Regions from separate parts of the Homo sapiens genome. Here region 2 is linked to region 1. A link is a loop called in an ENCODE intact Hi-C map of the cell type or tissue named here. Cell type or tissue: HepG2. All regions are shown on one strand. Each heading gives the region's core, and the rest is flanking DNA. Links, peaks and the distances in the headings are about the cores only. Region 1 overlaps POR (cytochrome p450 oxidoreductase). Region 2 has its middle 10 kb from the start of RHBDD2.

Evidence for each region. A loop is a pair of places that touch in the nucleus more often than their neighbours do. Peaks named below come from ENCODE experiments on the same cell type or tissue, not always from the same donor. Only the 100,000 strongest peaks of a DNase experiment are listed, where the experiment ranks them.
Region 2: it touches region 1 in a loop (4-fold over the local background); 39 of 110 quality-filtered maps call a loop at or near these places.

What each region holds. Positions count from the first base shown.
Region 1 is chr7:75,916,746-75,929,411 of GRCh38, forward strand. All of the region lies in intron 1 of POR (cytochrome p450 oxidoreductase), which reads left to right. It also overlaps the pseudogene RPL7L1P3. Among named protein-coding and RNA genes, the nearest start is that of MIR4651, 7.9 kb to the left of the region's middle. RefSeq lists an enhancer at 11,792-11,851. In HepG2, for the core only: no CTCF peak of the experiment used is centred there; DNase peaks (open chromatin) are centred at 3,207 and 3,966; H3K4me3 peaks cover 453 bases.
Region 2 is chr7:75,865,136-75,872,024 of GRCh38, forward strand. No RefSeq gene overlaps it. Among named protein-coding and RNA genes, the nearest start is that of RHBDD2, 10 kb to the right of the region's middle. RefSeq lists an enhancer at 1,396-1,690. In HepG2, for the core only: a CTCF peak has its summit at 1,511 (motif pointing right); DNase peaks (open chromatin) are centred at 1,526 and 2,216; H3K4me3 peaks cover 429 bases.

The sequences.
Region 1 (12,666 bases), core at 2,986-5,485:
AATGAAACAACCCAGGGATATTCCTGAAAACAGCAGCATTGACCGCAGCCAATGTAAATCAGGTGTGGATCGTCCTGGGTAGTAGGAGTTTATAAATGCCACAGAGGATGTTTGCTGCCAGACATACCTGAATTTTAGGACCTGCTGTTGGTTAACTCTGGGTTGATCCACCCTTAACCCCTTGAAAATCAGAATCTGTGTTAGGTAAGTCTGTGTATGATTAGGAGACAGGCCAATTGAAATCAAAACTGCTTGGCAAATCCAGAACATTTACTCGTGAAGTCCATGGAACATTTCAAGTTAAAAATAATTTAGCTTTTAAGTAACTTTTTTTTTTTTGTGAGACAGGTCTCACTCTGTCGTGCAGGCTGGAGTGCAGTGGCGCAATCATAGCTCACTGCAGCCTCAACCTCCAGGATTCAAGCAATCCTCCCTCCTCAGCCTCCCAAGTAGTTGGGAGTACAGGCACGCACCACCACACCCAGCTAATTTTTTAAATGTTTTTTAGAGATTTGGTTTGCCATGTTGCCCAGGCTGGTCTCGAATTCTGGGGTTCAAGTGGTCCTCCTGCTTTGACCTCCTAAAGTGCTGAGATTACAGGTGTGAGCCACCGTTCCTGGCTTTCTTATTTCTTCTTCTTTTTTTTTTTTTTTTTTCTGATGGAAGCTCTTGAAGTTATAGGACCTTTCATGGTTCCAGAGAGGCTGGCCGCCCCTACAAGAGCTTCGATGTCCTTGTGCTTTAGGGAGGAGCCAGAGAAACAGAGGTCAAGCTCTGGCACTAGCACCGTGTGTGGCCTCAATTGAGCATGTTGGGATTTAACTTTCTGTTATATGTCAGACTCACTTAAAAATTAAAGTTAGAAAAAGGTGAAATGGAGAAATGACAATTTTCTTTTCTTTTCTTTTCTTTTTTTGAGATGGAGTCTCGCTCTGTCGCCCAGGCTGGAGCGCAGTGGGCTCAGTGCAGCCTCCACCTCCCCCAGGTTCAAGCAATTTTCCTTGCTTGAATTCTGCCTCAGCCTCCTGAGTAGCTGGAATTTCGAGTACCCACCACCTGGCCAAAGATTCTGTGCTCATTAGCACACAGCCTCCCAGGTGGCTACAGCCTTAAAAGACTTTCAAATGCCAATTCTAGGCTGGGAACAGTGGCTCACGCCTGTAATTCCGGCACTTTGGGAGACCAAGGTGGGTGAATTGCTTGAGTCCAGGAGTTTGAGACCAGCCTGGGCAACACGGCGAATCCCTGTCTCTATAAAAAAAATACAAATACAAAAATTGACTGGGCATGGTGGCTCACGCCTGTAATCCCAGCACTTTGGGAGGCCGAGGCAGGCAGATCACTTGAGGTCAGGAGTTCGAGACCAGCCTGGCCAACGTGGTGAAACCCCGTCTCTACTAAAAATACAAAAATTAGCCGGTGTGGTGGTGTGCACCTGTAATCCCAACTACTCAGGAGGCTGAGGCAGAAGAATCACTTGAACCTGGGAAGCGGAGGTTGCAGTGAGCCGAGATCGTGCTGCTGCACTCCAGCCTGGGTGACAGAGTGAGACTCTGTCTCAGAAAAAAAAACCCAAAAAACAACAACTTGTTTTGCTGTGCAGTTTTGTCATCTGGCATTGGGCAGAAATTTGGACCCGCCGGGCAGGTGGGAGAAGCATCTGAGTCAGAGGTCACTTACCTGCTTGCATAGGCCGCTGACCTATACCAAGCCTTAGTTTCTTCATCACTAAAGTCAGAGAAAGAACCCACTCCACCTGCCTCTGGGACAGCTCAGAACATGTTAACCCTTTCAGCAGTGGGTCCTTCTTCATCTTCTTGGCGCTGTTTGGATCCCTGTAGCGTGACACATAAAAAAGCACACATCCGGCCTTAGGATATGTGTAGGCTCTGGTTTGGGCACTTGAGAACTCTCACAGGGAGGGAAGCAAGCATACAATTCAACAAGAATGGCACGGTGTGTTGCATTCATTCTCAAGATGATGGGGTGAGGCTTTTATTAGTGCTGAGCCTGCTGTTTGTTTCCACAGCAGGGCTCCAGGGGAGAGGTGATGTTTGAGTTGGGTCTTGGAGGATTGCTAGGAGTTCTCTGAGCCCACCCAGGCACACCAGCTCTGGGGGGCATGTAGGGTGTAGATTGCATGAGGCTGAGGTCGCGTGGTGGCACTTGTCTGAAATGGTCCTAGGAACCATGGGAAGAGATGGGGAGGTGTTTTAAAAGGTCAGGGCTATGTGACTAGCTCAGATCAGTGTTGTGTGTTTTTTTTTTTTTTAGACAGAGTCTCACTCTGTCACCCAGGCTGGAGTGCAGTGGTGTGATCTTGGCTCACTGCAACCTCTGTCTCCTGGGTTCAAGCAATTCTTGTGCCTCAGCCTCCCGAGTAGCTAGGATTACAGGCACCGGCCACCATGTCTGGCTCAGGACAGTGTTTTCTTGTACTGAATATTCTCTTACTGCCTAATATCCTCTCTGGGTGAATGAACAACCATTTGGGAAATTTTTACTGTGTCTAAATTTGTAATCATACTGTTTTAGAGCTCTACATCTTAAAAGTTTTTCCTCCCCAAGCGAGATGTTTACATCAGTTGTGTTCTTGTTGGGATTAGTGTGCACACGCCTGTCTGCATCTGTGCGTGCGTGTGTGTGTGTGTGTGTGTGTGTGTATGCATATAAGAGGGAGAGAAGATGGAGGAATTCCATGGGGGCAGACCATGGTTCTTTGCAGATTGGTGGCTCCAGTTGGTTGGGTTCACTGGAGCCACGTTCATCAGTTTGTTTCTTTCTTTCCTTTTCTCTCTCTGTATGTTTATTTATTTATTTATTATTTGTAGAAGTGGGGTCTGGCTATGTTGCCCAGGCTAGTTTCAAACTCCTGGCCTCAAGTGAGCCTCCTATCTCAGCCTCCCAAAACGCTGGGATTACAGGCATGAGCCACCGCGCCCAGCCCAGTAACTGTTACTCCTGACGCTGGTCGGTGTGGCAACTCAGTTGATGCTTGGACGTGTTGTGAACAAAGCCCCGGGGAACCTGATCCTTCTGGTGGCTTGTGCAGCAAACTGTTGATGTGGGAAGCTTATTTATTTCACTTGTTAAAGAGGTGACTTGGATAGGGGGATATCTAAGAATTGTCCTTTCATTGGAGTGCTGGAGGGTGTGGCATTCGGATCTCCTTTGTGCAGCATCTGTACCTAGCTGAGAGAATTGTACACATAATTTCCCGAAATGCGTCAGTTTCAAGGCTAACTTAGAATATGTTGGTGGCCAGACTGTGGTGCTGTCAGCTGTGGACTGTTCTCCAAGAGTTGAATTTCTTTTTTTTTTTTTTTTTTTTTTTTTTTGAGACAGAGTCTGACTCTCTCGCCTAGGCTGGAGTGCAGTGGTGTGATCTTGGCTCACTGCAACCTCTGCCTTCCAGGTTCAAGCAATTCTTCTGCCTCAGCCTCCCAAGTAGCTGGGATTACAGGCGCGTGCCATCACGCCCGGCTAATTTTTTTTTGTATTTTTAGTAGAGATGAGGTTTCACTGTGTTGGCCAGGCTGGTTTCAAACTCCTGACCTCAAGTGATCCACCCGCCTCAGCCTCCCAAAGTGCTAGGATTACCAGGCGTGAGCCACCATGTCCAGCTTATAAGAATTGAATTCTTTAGGAGACATTTGGTAGGAGAATAGAAGGGGGAAAGTTGCCTTTTGTCTACTTGGATGTAGTAATGAGGAGGAAGATGGGGCATTGTGGGGCGTGTCCTCTAACTTGGAACAGATGTAATTTATTTCTAGGTGAAAGTTAAGAACAGTGCTTACTCATTCTATTTATCTGCCCTCCTTTTATCTTCGGCACTTTTTCCTACAGCCCTGTTTCTGAGCTCACGTCACATCACCTCTGCGGTGGTGATGCCGGTGTTCTTAGAGCACTGTGTCCTAGTGATACTTTGATCTTCGTGGGCATGCATCATCAGTGCATTGGGTAAGCCGGGCCTGTACAAAGGTTTGCAGGTTTGGTTAGGAACACGTGAACTACGGTCACCTTTCTGAACTTTCTGAACTCATATGTAGTGACCATAGGTCACCTGGGTTGAGTTTTCAACACTGCAAACAGGGATGGCAGTTCTTGAATACACAGGAGAGTGCATTAGCCAGTGGTGCCCGGCATCATTCAGAGTGCAGTTTGGCATCAGGAATGTTCCGTCAGGTATTTGTGGTCTTGTGGAGAAAAGCCACTGTTGGTTTTGGTGAAGGGCTTCAGACCCTTTGACTGCTCATGAAACCACACAGTCTTAACATGGACACGTTGGACGCGTTCCTTACGTAACGTGATTTGCAAACTCAGGAGTCATTCAGCGTCACAGCAGTGATCAAAAGCTCCCAGCCCATCTACCCGAAACCTCCACAACAAGAGCTCTATCTGTCAGTGGCCTCACCGACTTCCTGGGCCCTGAAGCTCCAAGGACAAAAGACTCCTGTCCCTTTTCCCTTCCTCTCCATTCTGGGTCTCCCACCACCACCAAGTCCTGTAAGTTTTTAGTCTTTTTTTTTTTTTTTTTTTGAGACAGATTCTTGCTCTGTTGTTCAGAGTGCAGTGACACAATCTCAGCTCACTGCAACCTCTGCCTCCCAGGTTCAAGTGATTCTCCTGCCTCAGCTTCCCGAGTAGCTGGGATTATAGGTGCGCGGCACCGCGCCCAGCTAATTTTTGTATTTTTAGTAGAGACAGGGTTTCACTGTGTTGGCCAGGCTGGTCTCGAACTCCTGACCTCAGGCGATCTGCCTGCCTCGGCCTCCCAAAGTGCTGGGATTACAGCAGGCGTGAGCCACCACGCCCGGCCCTTTAAATCTCTTTCCACTGCTGTGGTCTTACTGTAGCCCCTTGTCACTTCCTGCTGCGCTGACCCGTAATTGACCCATAATTCTCCCTCTCTTCCCCTCCCTACCACGTTCCAAGATCTGTCCATGGTACCATTGCTGGTTGATCTTGGAACCCTGCTTCGGTCACCCCTCCTTTCTCTTCGCCCAGACTGGAGTGCAGTGGCACGATTTGGCTCACTGCAACCTCCACCTGTCAGGTTCAAGTGATTCTCCTGCCTCAGCCTCCCGAGTAGCTGGCACTACAGGCACGTGCCTCCACACCTAGCTAATTTTTGTATTTCTAGTAGAGACAGGGTTTCACCATGTTGGCCAGGCCAGTCTCGAACTCCTGGCCTTAAGTGGTCCACCCAGCTCAGCCTCCCAAAGTGCTGGGATAATAGGCAGGAGCCACTGTGCCCGGTCACTGTCACTGTCTTATTGCATGTTTTCTTCTTCATCTGCTTTCATAAAGGATAAACAGTGACTTAATAAAAGGTGTCTAATTCTCCCCTCCCTAGTGGCAATACGGTTGGACTAGAAGGTGAATTCAGTTGAGAACAGGGAACCTATCATTTCTGCGAGTGTAAGCTGGGGCATAGAACAATGCCAGGCATAAGGTAGGCACTTGGATGAATGGATGAATGAATAAATATGGCTTCTGTCCCCCAAGTTTACTGCTGAGCTTTCTCCTGCATATTGACTGAGCTCAGATGTCAAAATTGGGTCTGATCTGTAGTTTTTTTTTTTTTTTTTTTTGAGACAGAGCCTGTCACTCTGTCGCCCAGGCTGGAGTGCAGTGGCGCAATCTTGGCTCACTGCAACCTCTGCCTCCTGGGTTCAAGCAATTCTCGTGCCTCAACCTCCTGAGTAGCTGGAATTATAGGTGTGTGCCATCATGCCTGGCTAATTTTTTGTAATTTTAGTACAGATGGGGTTTCACCATGTTGCCCAGCTGGTCTCGAATGCCTGACCTGAAGCAGTCTGCCCGCCTCGGCCTTCCGAAGTGCTGGGATTACAGGCGTGAGCCACTGCGCCTGGCCTGGTCTGTACTTCTGAAGATTATTCCAAAGTACAGTAGGAACTTTTGGTAGGACTTTAGTTTTCCATCCAGGTATAAAATTTTGTGTCAGTGGTGGGGTTGCGCATGTTCAGTAGCTGCAACACTAGAAAGATGGCAAAGCAGGAGCAAAGAAAAATCCCTTTGGCTCCAGAAAATCTCCTGAAAGCAGAAGGCTTATCAAGGCCTCAAAGCCACCCAGTCAAAGTAGGCACTTTTGGCAAAGGAGGAGCAGAGGGAAGGAAAAGAGCTCAGGTTTAAACGACTGGAATCATTCCTACATGATTCCTGGCGGCAGAAACATGACAAGGTGTGTCTCAGACGACTAGAAGTAAAACCTCACACCTTGGAATCGCCAGATAAACATTCCTTGGCCTTTGTTGTACGCGTCGAAAGGATTGATGGTGTGAGTTTACTGGTGCGGAGAGCCATTGCAAGACTTAAACCTAAAAATGCAGCGTATAGTATGTAACCTTATGTGACCTGGGGATTTCCAAATCTGAAGTCTGTCCAGAAACTCATTTTGAAACGTAGACAAGCCAAGGTCAAGAATAAGACCATCCCTCTGACAACACAGTGATTGAGGAGCACCTGGGAAAGCTTGGTGTCTTTTGCTTGGAAGACCTCATTCATGAAATTGCCTTCCCAAGGAAGCATTTCCAGGAGATCTCATGGTTCTTGTCCCCTTTCCACCTCTCAGTGGACTGTCATGCTACCAAAAATAGTGGACTTTCTGAAGGAGATTGGCACACCTCCATCTTCTTGGGGGTGTGTGCATCAATCAGCTCATCCGCCAGCTGAACTAGAGCCAGGTGCCAAACTACAGTAAATTTTTATCAATGAACTGGAAGCTTGTGTTATTTTTGGGGGCGGGGTGGAATTTTTATCAAGTATCTTCAGAGAAGATTATTTCCTGCTTTATCTTCAAAAACTGTAAAGGAAGGGTCAAAGGAAAGACAGTGGCTGGCCGGGCCCGGTGGCTCACGCCTATAATCCTAGCACTTTGGGAGGCTGAGGCGGGCAGATCACCTGAGGTCGGGAGTTCGAAACCAGCCTGACCAACATGGAGAAACCCCGTCTCTACTAAAAATACAAAAATTAGCTGAGCGTGGTGGCACACGCCTGTAATCCCAGCTACTGGGGAGGCTGAGGCAGGAGAATCGCTTGAACCCGGGAGGCGGAGGTTGTGGTGAGCCAAGATCAGACCTTTGTCCTCCAGCCTGGGCAACAAGAGCGAAACTCCATCTCAAAAAAAAAAAAAAAGAAAAGAAAAGACAGTAGCTTACGTTCATGGCGGCACCTCTCATCACAGTCCAGTTCCAAGGAAAAATTCCAGCGTTTTCTACGTTGGCTGCTGCCTTGTCTGAAATCACATTTTGTGGAGAAAGGAGTCTTGCTTTGTTGCATCTTCTATCCTAGGGTTTAATGTTGGTGAATGAGTAACTCTAGCATTTGTACAAGGCTCCCTAAGAGTCCTGCAGCAGTCGACCAAGCCCGGGGACATAATTGAATCCGGAGATTCCTGGGGCCTTGAAAAAGGCTTGAAATATACATAGGAAGAAAGGCACAAAAATAAATGCTCACTTGTCTCTGCAAAAAAAAAGAAAAGAAAAATTGTGTCTCAAGTTCCTTCTGTAGTTGATAATTTATTCAGTAATCATTTTATAATTGAAGAAGAATATTCTGACTCTAAATCTTTCTAGATCAGTTACCTGGATGCTGAAGACATGAATAAATTTGTTTATTTTAAAAATCCTAGGGCCTGGCACAGTGGCTCATGCTTATAATCTTAGCACTGTGGGAGGCCGAGGTGGACGGATCACTAGAGCCCAGGAATTCAAGACCATCCTGGGCCACATGGCAAAACACCATCTCTATTTAAAAATTAGTGTTTTTAAACATCAGTGTTTAAAAATTAGCTGGGTGTGGTGGTGTGTACCTGTCATCCCAACTACTTGGGAGGCTGAGGTGGGAGGATCACCTGAGCCCAGGGAGGTTGAGGCTGCAGTGAGCCATGATCAGACCACTGCACACCAACCTGGGTGATAGAGTGAGACCCCCATCTCAAAATATACAGTAATAAATGAAAAATAGAAAATTCCCCAAATAAATAAATAATAGAAAATTCTAATGAAAATAAAAGGAGTTGAGTGTAACCGTTGAGTGTCTGCGCTGGGTGTTTATGTCTCATGTAACCAACGTAGCACTGTGAGCATGGTCATCCCGGAGACGGACTGTGATAAATCGTGTGCCCAGGATCCCAGAGTGCATAGGTGGCATATCTAGGTTTTGAACCAAGGTCTGTTGGTCTTTTATAGCTCAACTGGGTTGTGAGTTTGTTGAATTTCACTTTCCATGCTTTCCCCAACCAAACCAAAAACCAGAGGGGGAACTGAAAGCTGAGAGCCTAGTAATTGAGAAAAGGACTCTGGGAGGTGATGGTGTCAAAAAGCAGTCCAGGGAAGCTCTTGTGGTTGAGCACACAGCTCTGCCCAGAGCTTCCTAGATGCCAAGGCAAAGAAGGATGGGGTTACATAGCAGTTATTGGAAAAAGGAAGCTGACCAGTTTCTCATTAGTATTTTTCAGCTGGGCGCGATGGCTCATGTCTGTAGTCCCAGCACTCTGGGAGGCTGAGGCAGGAGGATCACTTGTGGCCAGGAGTTTGAGACCAGCCTGGGCAAGAGAGAGAGAGAGAGACCCTGTCCCTTCAACAAGAAAATACACATTTAAAATATTAGCCAGGCATGGTGGTGTGCACCTGTAGTCCCAGCTACTCAAGAGGCTGAAGCAGGACGATCGCTTGAGCCTGAGAGTTCAAGGCTGTAGTAAGCTATGATTGCACCACGACACTGCAGCCTGGGTGATGGAGCAAGACCCCATCTCTTAAATTTTTTTTAAAAAGTGCTTTTCCCTGGGCCTTTACACGAGGATCATTGAATAAAGCAGTGGTCAGCAGCCCATGTACTCAGCAAGTATTTGTAGAGCACCACGTATGTGCCAAGCTCTCTTCGAGGTGCTGGGACTACTTTTGTGTGTGGAAAAGACCAACAAGATGAAAGATGATGTTGGCCTAGGCCAGGGTGGAGGCACTGTTTTCAAGAACAGGAGTGTTCCCACAGGTGACCCTTTCTGGGTCCCATCTAGGTAAGAGGCTGAGAGGTTCAGGCTCGGTTGTAAATTCTGTAAGGGCAGTTCTTTGGGAGGTGTGAGCAAGAGAATGGAATCAGAGCGATTATTTTAGCAGGCAGGAGTGAAGCTTGAGAATCTGGCAGAGTGAGGAGCGATCTTGTGCCAGAGTGAGAGGCAGCCAGTCCAAAGTGAAGGTTCTGAAGCTCTTAGTACCTCCCACGTACAGTGTCCTGCTTTTTTTTCTTTCTCTTTTCTCTCTCTTTTTTTTTTTTTTTTTTTTTAAGGCAGGACACTTGCTCTGTCACCCAGGATCATTGCTCACTGCAGTCTCAAACTCCTTAAGCCCTTCCAAGTAGCTGGGACTACAGGCACACACCACCATGCTTGGCGAGTTTTTCTTTCTTTTTGCAGAGATGGGGTCTTGCTATGTTGCCCAGGCCGATCTCAAACTCCTGGGCTCAAACGATCCTCCTGTTGACCTCCCAAAGTGCTGGAATTACAGGCATGAGCCACTGTACCTGGACCCCTGCTATTTTTCCTGTGATATTTGAAAAGCTTGGCTTGGTTTCTTGCCCTTTAGTAGGTGATTGCAGGCAGAGCCACGAGGTCTTAGAAAGCAGCACGGCTCTGTTCCGATACTCCTGGCTGAAGGGCCAGTGTGCTGTGCCATTGAGGGAGAAGCATTGACTCTGGTCTGGGAGATTCTGTTCATTTAGTCATTCAGCAAACAAATATTGAGTGCTGGCCAGGTGTGGTGGCTCACACCTGTAATCCCAGCACTTTGGGAGGCCGAGGCGGGCAGATCACCTGAGGTCGCGAGTTCGAGACCGGCCTGACCAACATGGAGAAACCTGTCTCTACTAAAAATACAAAATTAGCCGGGCGTGGTGGTGCATGCCTGTAATCCCAGCTACTTGGGAGGCTGAGGCAGGAGAATCGCTTGAACCCGGGGGGCAGAGGTTGCAGTGAGCTGAGGTTGCGCCATTGCATTCCATCCAGCCTGGGCAACAAGAGCGAAACTCTGTCTCAAAAAAACAAAAACAAATATTGAGCACTCATGTTATGCAAAGTCTGATGAGCACCAGGGTTACAGAGGTGCAGGATAGCTCCACCCAGACACGAGACCAATCCTGTGTCCTTCTGCAGGGATTATTTCATCTTGGGTAATGCTGTCATCTGATGATGTGGCCAGGATGTCAGCTGCAAAATGAACCCCAGGTCATTCAGTGAGGCTGCGTCTACCTGTAACTTTGCCATGTCCTAAAAAGGTCTTGAAGGGCAGACAGATGGTTGATAGAATAGCTCTGGAGACAGTTGGTCTGGGTTTGAATCCTGGTTCCACCATTTATCGATTCCCTGATGTTGGACAAGGTCCTTTAACCTTTGTGATAATTACAGCTCCTGTATGTCAGAGCAGTGTTAAAACACTGTTCATTAGTTAAAAACAAATCAGGGCCGGGCTTGGTGGCTCACACCTGTAATCCCAGCACTTTGGGAGATTGAGGTGGGCTAATGGCTTGAGCCCAGGAGTTTGAGACCAACCTGGGCAACATGGCGAAACCCCGTATCTTAACAAAAAATTAATGGGGCTTGGTGGTGGGTGCCTGTAGTCCCAGCAACGCAGGAGGCTGGGCTGTCATCACGCCACTGTACAGCAGCCTGGCTGACAGAGTGAGACCCTGTCTCAAAAAAAAAACAACAACAAAAAAAACCCCAAAAAACAAAAACCAGGTCAGGAGTGGGGAGTGACTGCTGATGAGTGTGGGATTTCCTTTTGAGGGTATGAAGATGCTCTGGAATCTGGTAGTGGTGATGCTTGCACAATGGGTGAATATAGTGAAAACCACTGAATTTTATACTTTAAAATGATGAATTTTATGGTGTGTGAATTCTGTCTCAATTTTTTTTTTTTTTTTTTGAGACTGACTCTCGCTCTGTGGTCCAGGCTGGAGTGCAGTGGCCCAATCTCAGCCCACTGCAACCTCTGCCTCCCGGGTTCCAGTGATTCTCTTGCCTCAGCCTCCTGAGTAGCTGGGATTACAGGTGCCCACCACCACACCCAGCTAATTTTTGTATTTTTAGTAGAGACGGGGTTTCACCATGTTGGCTAGACTGGTCTCGAACTCCTGACCTCAAGTGATCTTGCCCTCCTCGGCCTGAGGCATGAGCCACTGCTCCCAGTCTCTATCTCAGGTTTCTTTTTTTTTTTTTTTTTTTTTGAGACGGAGTCTTGCTGTGTTGCCCAGGCTGGAGTACAGTGGAACAATCTTCACTTACCACAACCTCCACCTCCTGGGTTCAAGTGATTCTCCTGCCTCAGCCTCCCAAGTAGCTGGGATTACAGGCACACACTGCCATACCAGCTAATTTTTGTATTTTTAGTAGAGATAGGGTTTCACTATGTTGGCCAGGCTGGTCTCGAACTCCTGACCTTGTGATCCACCCGCCTCGGCCTCTCAAAGTACTGGGATTACAGGTGTGAGCCACCACACCCGGCTTCTATCTCAGTTTTTAAAAATCAGGTTTATAGGTCATGAGTTCTTGAGCAACTAGACTCCCACCAGTTGTGCCTCCAGTTCCCTGTCATCTTGAGCTAGTCGTGGACACCTGCAGCAGACGTATGTTCACTGCGTGTTTCTGGGCTCCCACACATTTCTAAGCCCTCTTGAAGTTAACTTCGGGTAATGGCCTGTGAGAGGAAGTCACGTATGTCACTTCTGGATGGAAGCATTTAAGAGCCAGGGCCAGGCCCTCCAGCAATCTTCTTCCCATCAGGACGGCCCGGAAGTTGAACATTGAGATGGTGGAATGACAAGAGAAAAAGCTGCTTGAACCACTGAGTCACCTTATGGAGGCCAAGGGCCTAGCGGAGTCACCCTGCCCACACTAGACGTTGCTTAGAGTTCAGCTTGAAGCCATGTGATGTGGGTCACTGCCCAGGAGGACTTTTTTCTAGTGCTGTGGCCTGGAGGACTTTCCCTCTAGCCTCTCATGCAGGTGTACTGTGTGATGTGGTGGGTCTCTTTTCTAACAGGAAGCCCCAGTGGGTGCAGCAGAGCTGTGGCTCTCCCAACTCAAGCACATCTCCACAGCTAGCTGCCGGCAAGTACGCAGCTCTCTTGGTGGTGTCTGAGAAATGGAGCATTAAGCCCTCAGTCTAAAGGAGCATCTTGGGTAACCTAGTGTACCTGTCTCGAGCAGCAGGCATAGTACAATGTCAGGCCAGCACCAAAGGATTTTGTCTTCCTTGTAAGACAACATGGGGCAATAGAAAGCTCTGTATGGGCAATCTTGTAAATGGTATAATAATTATGATGCTTTTATAGACACCGCATGACCGTCCTTAGTCACCATAGCGATGGGATCTAATTATTACTGACTTGTTCATGTTGTGGGTTTTTAGTAACCCTACTGCCCACATTCTAGAATTTAAACACATGCTGTGAATATCCAAGCACAGGTCACAGAGATGACCTAGAGTTGGTGCTCAGTACACTTTTTTTGTTTTTTTGAGACCGAGTCTGGCTCTATCGCCCAGGCTGGAGTGCAGTGGTGCGATCTCAGCTCAGCGCAACCTCCGCCTCCTGGGTTCAAGTGATTTTCCTGCCTCAGCCTCCTGAGTAGCTGGGATTACAGAGCAT
Region 2 (6,889 bases), core at 378-2,877, 54 kb before region 1:
GACTGCAGAGGATTACTTCAAAAGGACACACCATAATTTATTGGCCAGGCATGGTGGCTCATGCCTGTAATCCCAGCACTTTGGGAGGCTGAGGTGGGTGGATTACCTGAGGTCAGGAGTTTGAGACCAGCCTGGCCAACGTGGTGAAACCCCGTCTCTACTAAATACAAAAAATTAGCAGGTCATGGTGGCACACACCTGTAATCCCAGCTATTTGGGAGGCTGAGGCAGGAGAATCGCTTGAATCTGGGAGGCGGAGGTTGCAGTGAGCTGAGATCCCACCACAGCAATATGTCTCAAAAAAAAAAAAAAAAAGGACGCGCCATAATTTATTAATCATTCCCACATTGATCGACATCTGGGTCATCTCTAATCATTTATTCTGGCAGTCAATGCTGCAATGAATAACTTCTTAAACCACTTTGCACTTAAGCAAGGATATCTACAAGTTAGAATCCTAGAAGTGAAATTGATCAAATATATGTACATTTGTCATTTTGATAGATATTGTCAGATTCCCTTCTATAGAAATTGCACCCAGCTGGGTGCGGTGGCTCATGACTGTAATCCCAGCCTTTTGGGAGGCCAAGGCAGGTGGATCACCTGAGGTCAGGAGTTCGAGACTAACCTGACCAATATGGTAAAAGCTCGTCTCCACTAAAAATACAAATATTACCCAGGTGTGGTTGTGGGTGCCTGTGGTCCCAGCTACTTGGGCGGCTGAGACAGGAGAATTGCTTGAACCCAGGAGGCAGAGGTTGCAGTGAGCCGAGATCGCGCCACTGCACTCCAGCCTGGGTGACAGAGGGAGACTCCATCTCAAAAAACAAACAAACAAAAATTAGCCAGCCGTGCTGGCGTGCACCTATAATCCTAGCTACTCAGGAGGCTGAGGCAGGAGAATCACTTGAACCTGGGAGATGGAAGCTGCAGTGAGCCGAGATTGCACCACTGCACTCCAGCCTGGGTGACAGAGCGAGAGTCGGTCTCAAAAAAAAAAAAAAAAATTGCACCCATTTTCGATCTCATCAGCAATGTTTTTGAGTGCTTGTTTCCCATTCCTTCGAAAATATAAATGGGTCATTAGTCATTACCCTCCCAGCTTAACCTCTCTAAGCAACTTCCCACTGTCCTTGGAAACAGCATCTACTTTCCTCGCCATGGCCTCCAAGGGCTTGCCTACACTATTTGACTCCTGCCTGTCTCGCTTCCCATGCCCTGCTGAAGGCAAGTGTTGGACACATCTAAGGGATGCCAGCCAGCAGGGTTGGGAGGGAGTTGGCATTTCTTCCCAAGGGGATGTGTGCTTGGGCAGTGGACCTGCAGACTGTGCCCATCCTATGAATGTGGGGAAAGAGAGCATGGCACATGAATGCTAGGGAAGGCAGGCTGCAGTTTCATAACTTTGGGGGATTGCCCGAAGGTACGATGGACCTGGGGAAATTGGGGCATTGGGGTGCCTGTTTAAAGCCATCGTCTGTAAGTGAGCCATGTCACAGGCCAGCCAGCAGAGGACAGTATTCTGCTTTGGGATGAGGCCATTTCTCCATCAGACCAGAGGAAGCCAAACCCAGCTGTCCATCTACCACGGGGCAGTGAGGACCCGGCGTGGGGGCTGCAGAGCAGTTAAATGAGCCGGAGTCCGCAGCTGGCAACCAACCCCTGCGTTCTACCGATGACAGCCTCCTGTTGAACAAGGAGCCGCACTGCTCCCTGGGGCACGGGCCTGAGAAGCTGGGACCACCCGGGGTTGGGGGCTGGAGGGACCTGATGTCCTGCTCCCCTGGGATGCCCAGGTGGTGGATGAGGTCCAGGTCCCACCCAACCCTCAACCATTCCATCCCTGCAGTCATTCCGTGCCTTCCCAAGGTGTCTGCAGATGTGCAGTGGAGGTTGGGGGTCAATCCAGGAACCACCCGAGAACTGGCTAAGTGGGATGCCTGGCACTGGTCCCAGAGCTGTCTCAGCTGTGCAAAGTGAGATATCACCTTCTAAACCCTACGATGCACCTGTAAAGGGAAAATGTGAAATCTCAGAACCCCCGAAACTTATGCCACAGGGAAAGCTAAGCTTAAAGGCTGAGTCACGCAACACACTCTCTCTCTGTCTGTCTGTCTATCTGTCTGTCTGTCTCTCTCTCTCTCTCTCTCTCTCTGTGTGTGTGTGTATGTTAGACAGGGTCTTGCTCTGTCACCCAGGCTGGAGTGCAGTGACGCAATCATGGCTCACTGTTGCAGCCTGGACCTCCTGGGCTCAAACAATCCTCCCTCCTCAACCTCCCAAAGTGCTGGGATTACAGGCATGAGCCACTGCACCCAGCCGGGAAGAAGTATTGATACAAGCAACAACATGATGAATGTCAGATCATCTGGCTGAGTGAACGAAACTAGGCCAAAACCACAAGTGCATATTATACGATTCCATTCATATAACATTTTAGAAAATCTAAACGAATCTACAGTGACACAAAGCAGCCATTGGTTGCCTGGGGATAAAGAAGGCAGGGATTATAGAGTAGAAGGGATTATAGAGGGGTGAGATATAATTTTTGGGGGTGGTGGGTATGTCATTATCTAAATTGTGGTGATAGTTTCATGGGTGTGTGTATATATATATGTATGTATATGTATATATATGTGTATATATGTATGTATATGTATATATGTGTATATATATGTGTGTATATATATATGTCAAAATGTATCAAAATCTATACTGTAATTATATGTAGTTTATTGTAAGTAAATCAAACCTTTTTGGTTTTTTCAAGATGGAGTTTCATTCTGTTGCCCAGGCTGGAGTGCAGTGGCACAATCTTGGCTCACTGCAACCTCCACCTTCTGGGTTCAAGCGATTCTCTTGCCTCAGCCTCCCGAGTAGCTGGGACCACAGGTGCCTGCCACCACACCTGGCTAATTTTTGTATTTTTAGTAGAGACGAGGTTTTGGCATGTTGACCAGGCTGGTCTTGAATTCCTGACCTCAAGCAGTCCTCCTGCCTTGGCCTCCCAAAGCGCTGGGATTACAGGAGTGAGCCACCACACCCGGCCTCAGTAAATAAAATTTTAATAAAACTTTTTTTTTTAATGCCAATATAGTCATGTCTGTAATCCCAGTGCTTTGGAAGGCCAAGGCAGGAGGATTGCTTGAGGCCAGGAGTTCGAGACCAGCCTGGGCAATATAGCTAGAACTTCTGTTTACCAAAAAAATGCTGATGTGTCAAAAATAAATATTTTTCATCACTGGCTCAAATTTTAATATCTTCCTTTGCCATGTATACTGCATGAGGTGGGGAATGGGGGAATGGAATAATTTGGGAAAGTAAAGATGATCAAGGCTCAGTGTTAATTCTACAATATATTGCTTTCATTGCCTTAACCATGCATGCTTATTACAGCAAAGTCAGAACAAGGTTGAGACGGGGTCTCGCCGTGTCGCCCAGGCTGGAGTGCAATGGCGTGATCTCGGCTCACTGCAGCCTCTGCCTCCCAGGTTCAAGCAATTCTCCTACCTCAGCCTCCTGAGTAGCTGGGATTACAGGCGCGTGCTACCACGTCCGCCTAACTTTTTGTATCTTTAGTAGAGACGGGGTTTCACCATGTTGGCCAGGCTGGTCTCGAAGTCCTGACCTCGTGATCCACCTGCCTCGGCCTCCCGAAATGCTGGGATGACAGGCGTGAGCCACAATGCCCAGCCTATAACATTTTTATAAATGTTTTTGAGTGAATGGAGAAATTAATTACTCTGTTCTGTGATGCTTGGTGTTTGTCAGCTTTAAATCCCCCATAGCACTCAGATCTTAGAGACAGAACTTTGGTCTTTATGGGTGAATTACAACCAATTCCATTTACATTACTTTCATTTCTCTATATGCTAAAGTTACCTTTTTTTTTTTCTTCAGTCTATTGCCCAAGCTGGAGTGAGGTGGTGCGATATCAGCTCATTGCAGCCTCCAACTTTTGGGCTCAAGCAATCCTCCCACCAGCCTCCCGAGTAGCCAGGACTACAGGCATGCGCTACCATGCCAGGCTTATTTTTAAAATTTTTTGTAGAGATGGAGTCTCACTATGTTGCCCAGATTGGTCTCAAACGCTTGGCCTCAAGCGATCCTGCCTCAGCCTCCTAAAGCACTGGGATTACAGACGTGAGCTACTTATTGATAAATTTCTGGATTATAGAAGGTCATATAGGTTTAAATTGATAAATTGAAACCAGCAGATTTCTGGCATTTAGAATGCTTCCTCAACACCTTTCCAAGAAGGCTGGCTGTGGCCAGGCATGGTGACTCAAACCTATAATCCCAACACTTTGGGAGGCCAAGGCGGGTGGATCACCTGAGGTCAGGAGTTTGAGATCAGCCTGACCAACATGGTGAAACCCTGTCTCTACTAAAAATACAAAAACATTAGCCAGGCGTGGTGACGGGTGCCTATAATCCCAGCTACTCAGGAGGCTGAGGCAGAAGCATCGCTTGAACCTTGTAGGTGGAGGGTACAGTGAGCCAAGATCACGCCACTGCACTCCAGCCGGGGGGATAAAGTAAGACTCCATCTCAAAAATAAAAATAAAAATAAAATAAATAGAAACCAGCACATTTCTAGTATTTAGAATGTTTCCTCAACATCTTTCCAAGAAGGCTGGCTGCCTTGCAGGAATTTCAGCACACGTGCCCACAAATACAGGACCAATGCCTTTGCCGCCTGGGTTATACTCTACACTTGAGCTGCTCTTGTTTTTATATTATAGACTGCTGTTCATTTAGCTTCGTCATGATTGATTCGTTTGTGGTGGGTTGCTTGTCCTGCTGTAGAATGTGTAGTAAGATCTATTTGCTTCAAAAGTGGTTTGGAGCCAGGTACGGTGACTCACACCTATAACCACAACACTTTGGGAGGCTGAGGCAAGAGGATGGCTTGAGCCCAGGAGTCTGAGACCAGATTGGCGAAACCCCATCTCTACAAAAAAAAAAAATTAAAAAAATTAGCTGTGCATGGTGACATGTGCTTGTAGTACCAGCCACTTGGGAGGCCGAGGCAAGAGGAACACTTGAGCCCAGGAGGTGGAGGTTGCAGTGAGCTATGATCATGCCACTGCACTCCAGCCTGGGCAACAGAGTAAGACCCTGTTTCAAAACAAAAAAATAGTTTTAGTCTATAACATTCCAGGAAGTAAACTTGAAGCCATGTCACAATTCAAATATGAACTGCCTATACTCCTATGGATCACTTGAGGTCAGGAGTTCAAGACGAGCCTGGCCAACATGGCAAAACCCCGTCTCTACTAAAAATACAAAAATTAGCCGGTGTCGTGGCATTCACCTGTAATTCCAGCTACTCAGGAGGCTGAGGCAGGAGAATCTCTTGAACCCGGGAGGCGGAGGTTACAGTGAGCCTAGATCGCACCACTGCACTCCAGCCTGGGGGACAGAGAGAGACTCTCTCGATTAAAAAAAAAAAAAAGATATATCACAGCCCCACCCTCCCACCCACAGTTTTTCCCTTGTGCAGTGACTCAATTGCAAATGCCAAGTTCCTCCTCTTCCTCCCCAAGTTACAAAGTGAAAACATATAGCGTAGGCAGGTTGCGGGGGGCCTATCAATCCACAAAGTTTAGGAGCCCCTGGTGTAGCAAGAAGAACCACGAACCTACCGTCAGGTGAGCTGATGTGGATTCTGCTGCTCTATGGCTGTGTGAGCTTGCCAAGTCACTTTACCTCTCTGAGCCTTTAGATTCTTCTAAAAATGGAGCTGTTATATCCAATTTCCAGATTTGTTGTAAAAATTAAACATGGGTTAGGCGTGGTGACTCATGCCTGTAATCCCAGCAGTTTGGGAGGCTGAGGTGGGAGGATGGCTTGAGCCCAGAAGTTTGAGACCAGCGTGGGCAACATAGTGAGACCGCTTCTCTAGGAAAAAATAAAAAAAAAAAAAAATAGCTGGGTGTGATGGCACATGACTGCGGTCCCAGCACCTTGGGAGGCTGAGGTGTGTGCATCACCTGAGGTCAGGAGTTGGAGACCAGCCTGGCCAACCTGGTGAAACCCCGTCTCTACTAAAAATACATGGCCGGGCGCGGTGGCTCACGCCTGTAATCCCAGCACTTTGGGAGGCCGAGGCGGGCAGATCACGAGGTCAGGAGATCGAGACCATCCTGGCTAACATGGTGAAACCCCATCTCTACTAAAAATACAAAAAAAAAAATTAGCTGGGCGTTGTAGGGGGCATCTGTAGTCCTAGCTGCTCAGGAGGCTGAGGCAGGAGAATGGCGTGAACCCGGGAGTCGGAGGTTGCAGTGAGCCGAGATCGTGCCACTGCACTCCACCCTGGGCGACTGAGCAAGACTCCGTCTCAAAAAAAAAATAAAAATAAAAATAAAAATAATAAAAGAATAAAATAAATTTTAAAAAATTAAAATTAAAAAAATATACAAAAAATTAGCCAAGCATGGTGGTGCACGCCTGTAATCCCAGCTACTTGGGAGGCTGAGGCACGTGAATCGCTTGAACCCGGGAAGCAGAGGTTGCAGTGAGCCGAGATCTCGCCACGGTACTACAGCCTGGGCAACAAGAGTGAAACTGTCTCAAAAAAAAAAAAAAAAAAAGTGGTAAGTGGTGCTTTTGGAAAGTGCTTTGTAAACTACAGAGTCCTCTACAAAGACTCTTCTGTTGTCCTCCTTTTGTAAACCCAAAGTGCTCAGCACAAGGCCTGGCACACAGGAGGCACTAAATAAATACTTACCAAATTAATAAATCAGTGGCCAGGTGTGGTAGCTCACGCCTGTAATCCCAGCACTTTGGGAGGCCGAGGCGAGCAGATCCCTTAAGGTCAGGAGCTTGAGACCCGCCTGGCCAACATGGTGAACACCCCATATCTATTAAAAATACAAAAATT